Regions from separate parts of the Homo sapiens genome. Here region 1 is linked to region 2. Evidence: chromatin contacts called from ENCODE Hi-C or POLR2A ChIA-PET data. All regions are on one chromosome and are shown on one strand. The core of a region is the stretch at or near the end of the contact, and the rest is flanking DNA. Distances in the headings are between cores, read along the strand shown.

Region 1 (2,700 bases), core at 35-2,534, 660 kb after region 2:
CACGGCGCTTCCTCGGGTCCCAAAGGGCGCCAATGTGCAGGCACCGCCGCCAGGGAGCGCTCCCTGCCGGAGCCCCGGAGACCAAGGTTTGGCTCCCTCGCCTGGTTTCCGAAGGAGTGAGGGTCCGACGGCGGCCACGAACAAAGCTGCACGCTCTGCAGACCCCGGAGATCCCCTAGAAATTCCGCAGAGGCCTCCACTCTCCGCTTGGGCACGAGTCTGCATTTATGGAGCGCCATCTGCATGCAGCAGCCCCGAAAAAGAAGGCGATGCCCATTTTATAGCGGGGAAAACTGAGACTCAGAGGCCACAGGGGTCCCCAGGATGAACAGCAAGTTGGGATTCAAACCTCTTTTAATAACAATAACGATAATAGAGGCTGGGCGCGGTGGCTCAGGCCTGTGTAATCTCAGCACTTTAGGAGACCGAGGCGGGCGGATCACCTGAGATCAGGAGTTCGAGGCCAGCCTGGCCAATATGATGAAACCCCGTCTCTACTAAAAATACAAAAATTAGCCGGGTATGGTGGTGGGCACCTGTAATCCCAGCTACTCAGGAGGCTGAGGCAGAAGAATCACTTGAATCCGGGAGGCGGAGGTTGCAGTGAGCCGAGATCGCGCCACTGCACTCCAGCATGGGCAACAGAGCGAAACTCCGTCCAAAAATAGCAAAACAACAAACAAACAATTACGATAACATTAAAAGTGACAGCAGCTAACACTTATGGAGCGTCTAGTGTGTTCTCAGCTCTTGGCCTGCACTGTCTTATTGAATTTTACCAACACCGAGGAGGTGAGCGCATCATTCCCATTTCACAGATGAGGTGCCTGGAAGGGTTTGTCTCCCTCAAGGCGTAAAGCGCTAGGATTTGAATGCAGATCCGCCCAGAGCTTGTCTCCAGGTAACGGGGAAACTTCCATGCCCTTGAATAGGGGACCACAGATGCAGGCGTCCCGAGCTTGCAAATGCACCGGGGTAGGGTGGGGTGGGGGGTTATTCTGTTTGTTTTTTTCAGGGGTCCCGGGAGGCCCAAAGGCCTCCGCCGCTCTCGGCTTGAACGCGTGGAACCGTTCTCCTCGGGTTCCCGCGCGCTCCAATGGGGGACCCCTCGGCAGCGTGCGGTCGTCTCGGGACCCGGAAAGAGGAAAGGTGGGGAGCCGATGGGGATGCTCCGGGCTCGGGAGACCGAGGGGGCGGACGGGCGGGACCCCGCAGCCCCGGGGGCCTCTGGGAACCCGTCCCCCCTCGGCCCCGCCCCCTCCCCGGGCGCCGACCTCCGGGGTCACGTGACCAGGCCCGGCGGCCGCTGGGGCCGGAGGGCGCGGCGCGGGGACGCGGCGGCCTGGCCAGGCGAGGCGGGAGCCGAGCAGGCCGGAGCGGGCCGCGCGCCGGGGAGGGTCGCGCCGCGCCCGCCCCCTCCCCGCCACGCCCGGGGCGCACGCGCGCTCCTCTGGCCGCCCCTCCCTCCGCGCGGGGACCCCTGGCGGGCGGCAGGAGGACATGGCCAGCGACGCCGTGCAGGTAGGCGCACCTGCGTCTGGAGTCCCGGGGCGACCGGACGGCGCCGGCGGACCCCGCCCGCGCGCTGCCGGGGGAGCCCCCCCAGCCCCCGGAACGGGACTCGGGTGACGATGGCAAGGGCGGGGGCCTCCGGAGCGCCCGGCGCCCCCTCCCTGGGCCGGGACTGTGGAGCCAGCGAGGCCCCCTTCTCGGCAGGTGGCGATGTGGACTGGGCTGGTTTGGGGGCGATCCCGGAGGCAACCCCTGCTACACCCTCAAACTCGGCCTCTCCTGGAGAACTAGAAGGGGCGCGGCGGAGGCTCTACTTCGGGTGTCTGTGGCTGGCTGGGCGTCCCAGTGCCTCTCGTCCGCCCCCAAACTCATCCCCCTCCCCAGGGTTGGGTACCCGGCAGGTGCCGCTCCACCTGGGGCACGTGCCTGGCGCAGTGCCCTGGGAGGGGAGGAGGCTGCTGGGCCCGGCCCGTGCCCTTCCCCCGCATAACAAAGCTCCAGCCACCCCCGCCTCTAGACAGCTTTATGATGTTCCAGACGCCACCCAGATTGGCACCTGTTGGCGGAAGTACCCGAGTCACTGCATTAGGTCGGGGGAATGGGGACCCCCACTCCCACCCTTGGGCTGTCAGGTGGAACCTTCTCCTGGGTGGGGAGTGTCTCAGTCAACAGGCCAGGGATGCTCCCATATATAGAATCCTACTTTTTTGCATGGTGGCTGGGCATGGCTGGGTCACCCCCACCCTGCTAACACACACACGTGACTGGCACCAGCCTCCCGCCCAGCCAGATTCCCCTTGTGCCACCTGGTGGGGATCACTGACCTGGACTCATCTTCCCCGTCTGTGACAAGCACGGCCAGGGTGACTGCCAACCTTCTTTGGTTCAAGTGACCCAAATCTGAGAAATGTCTGTGCCTCAGTGTCCCCATTAGCACCTCACCATCCAGTTCATTGTCCTGTGGTTGTTGTGTAACTGGGTTCTCGTCTCCTTCTGCACCTGCCCCCGGCCCCTTTGTGTCTCCCCGGTAACCCCCGGTCCCTCCCGCCTTCCCAGTCCTGCTGATGGCCTGCCGGCCTTGCCGAGGAGCTGGGCGTATCTGGTGTTGCCGATCACACAAGGTCAGACCTCAAGGCCGGGATGGGCCGGGGTCCCTGCCTCTACCCCCGGCCCAGGGAGGGCTGTGTA
Region 2 (2,700 bases), core at 174-2,673:
CAAGTATCACTCGTTACCCAGGCTGGAATGTAGAGGCGAGATCTCAGCTCACTGAAACCTGTGCCTCCCCGGTTCAAGCGATTCTCCTGCCACAGCCTCCTGAGTAGCTGGGATTACAGGCATGCGCCACCATGCCCAGCTAATTTTTCTATTTTTAGTAGAGACATGATTTCACCATGTTGGCCAGGCTGGTCTCGAACTCCTGACTCAAATGATCCCCCTGCCTCAGCCTCCCAAAGTGCTGGGACTACAGGCATGAGCCACTGTGCCTGACCTTACAGCAGTATTTTTTAAAAATCAAAATTAATGCAAAAATCCATGATGAGGCCAGGCTTGGTGGCTCATGCCTGTAATTCCAGCACTTTGGGAGGATCCCTTGAGCCCAGGTGTTTGAGACCAGTTTGGGTAACATAGGAAGAGCTTGTCTCTACAAACAAAAATTTAAAAACAATGAGCTGGGCATGGAACTCACACCTCTAGCCCCAGCTACTCAGGCTGAAGTGGGAGGATGGCTTGAGCCCAGGAGTTCAAGGATGCAGTGTGCTTTGATTGCACTACTGCACTTCACCCTAAGCAACAGAGTGAGACCCCATCTCTTTAAAAAAAAAAAAAAATCCATGATGAACAAAACAAGTATTTGTTTGAGACGGGGTCTCGCTCTGTCGCCCAGGCTGGAGTACAGTGGTGCCATCTCAGCTCACTGCAACCTCCGCCTTCTGGGTTCAAGCGACTCTCCTGCCTCAGCCTCCCGAGTAGCTGGGATTACAGGAGCCTGGCACTATGCCTGGCTAATTTTTGTATTTTTATTGGAGACACCATGTTAGTCGTGGCTGGTCTCCAACTCCTGACCTCGGGTGATCCGCGCCCCGCGGCCTCCGAAAGTGCTGGGATTACAAGCGTGAGCCACCGTGCCCGGCCTAAATAAAATTTTGAAGAGGCTAGAACCCCGCACTTGTGCCTTGAGCTTACTGACCTCAACACCCTGGTTCCACTAAAACTTTATTTACAAAATTATGCTGCCGGTCTGCAGGATGTAGTTTAACAATTTGATTATTTTGGATATTAAAATATTTTTTAAGTCTTGAAAATATTGTTTACTATTACCAAAGTTTTTGAACCTTCTTAAATTCTGTACCAGAGGTGAGTGCCACACCCTAACCTAGTCTGAGTTTTTATGTGTAAAGATCATAAAACGTTGTAAGTTTTCTAAAACACATAAGCTCTCAATAAACGTTAGCTTATCATTGTCACCGTTTTGTTCGTAATGTTTGAAAACTCCAACTGTGATCCACTACACTACCCTTGTGGGATGCTGTCTCTTTAACTCTGTGCCACGTTGTATCCCGTGAGTTCTTGCGTTTTTCCGCCCCGCTGTATCCCATGGTTCCCTGTGCCTTCCGGCTACGACTGCTCACAGTCCCGCCTCTTCCGCTGCGTGCCGGACCATGGCGCAGGGGCAGCGCAAGTTTCAGGCGCACAAACCCGCAAAGAGTAAGACGGCAGCGGCAGCCTCTGAAAAGAATCGGGGCCCAAGAAAAGGCGGTAAGGAGCGGCCCGGGGACTTGGGGGCGAGGTGGACCCCCGGCTTCCCGGCCTCACGTGAGCACATCTTTCCCCAGGTCGTGTTATCGCTCCCAAGAAGGCGCGCGTCGTGCAGCAGCAAAAGCTCAAGAAGGTGTGCGGGGGCGAGAGATGGAGCCCGGAGGGCGGCGAGTAGCGAGGGGTGGAACCCGGAGGACGGCGAGGGGGGATGGGTGGAGCCCGGGGATCAGTGAGGGGAGAGGGTGGATCCTGGGGACGAGCTAGGAGCGAGGGGATAGAGCCAGGGGCCGCGTTAGGAGCGAAGGATGGAGCCCGGGGCGCAGAGAGGGGTAAGAGGTGGAAGCTGGCGAGGGATAGGGGCTGGGGGACGTGCTAGGGACGAGAGATGAAATCTGGAGGCCGGCGAGGGAAGGAGCACAGGGATCGGCAAAGGGCAAGGGATGAGGCCTGGAGGACTCCCAGCTCTGTGGGCCTCCCTTTTCTTCCTTGTGCAAGGGGTGCAGGAACACCACTTACCACTTCAAAAGGGCCTCGTAGAAGCAAGACCTGCGGCCCAAAAAGGGTTCCAATAACGTCAGCCTCTTGCTGTTACTGTTTTCTTTAATTGAACTCAGGAAGACAGCGAGGTGACATGGGAAGGGAATTGAAAGCCCAGCTTTGTAAACCTAGAACAGCAGAGGGCTCAAAGAAGTGTGAGGGTGCGTTGGTTATCGTCATTTTTTTTTGAGTCAGGGTCTCACTGTTGCCCAGGCTGGAGTGCAGTGGCCCCATTATAGCTCACTGCAGCCTCAGCCTCCTGGACTTAGGCAATCTTTCCGTCTCAGCCTCTCGAGTAGGTAGAATTGCAGGTGCTCGCCAATACGCGGCTAATTTTATTTTTTTTGTATTTTTGGTAGAGACAGGTTTCACTATGCTGCTCGGGCTGGTCTTGAACTCCTGGCCTCAAGGCATCCTCCCGCCTCTGCCTCCCAAAATGCTGGGATTACAGGCGTGAGCCACCCTATGGTTGTTTTTAAGTGCAACATTTATATGTAGATGGGTAAGGTTGAGCTTGTAAAGAAGTTGGAAGGAGATTTAAAACTGGTTTTGGTGGGAGTCAAACCTGGGTTTGAATTGTACTCCACAGTAAACAGCCCTGTGATCTTGAGCAAATTGTTT

What was found. A loop is a pair of places that touch in the nucleus more often than their neighbours do. ChIA-PET counts read pairs that join two places held with the same protein, here RNA polymerase II (POLR2A). Pooled maps may share reads with other maps.
Region 1: a loop to region 2 is called in a pooled map, with 4 times the contacts of the local background. The contact joins the promoter of PKN1 here to the promoter of C19orf53 in region 2. A Hi-C loop is called at or near these places in 2 of 50 pooled maps. POLR2A ChIA-PET finds 5 or more read pairs at or near these places in 4 of 52 experiments (CD8-positive, alpha-beta T cell, activated CD4-positive, alpha-beta T cell and naive thymus-derived CD8-positive, alpha-beta T cell).

The regions. Positions count from the first base shown.
Region 1 is chr19:14,432,022-14,434,721 of GRCh38, forward strand. It overlaps PKN1 (protein kinase N1), which reads left to right and starts at 1,285. Exons shown (of 22, transcript NM_002741.5): 1 at 1,285-1,521. The coding sequence starts at 1,501. RefSeq lists enhancers at 25-304, 1,179-1,752, 1,753-2,325 and silencers at 1,035-1,374, 1,545-1,614, 1,905-2,014.
Region 2 is chr19:13,773,033-13,775,732 of GRCh38, forward strand. It overlaps C19orf53 (chromosome 19 open reading frame 53), which reads left to right and starts at 1,424. Exons shown (of 3, transcript NM_014047.3): 1 at 1,424-1,542; 2 at 1,620-1,675. The coding sequence starts at 1,446. It overlaps MRI1 (methylthioribose-1-phosphate isomerase 1), which reads left to right. Exons shown (of 6, transcript NM_001031727.4): 6 at 1-1,250. RefSeq lists enhancers at 1,115-1,184, 1,255-1,454, 1,431-1,960, 1,961-2,489.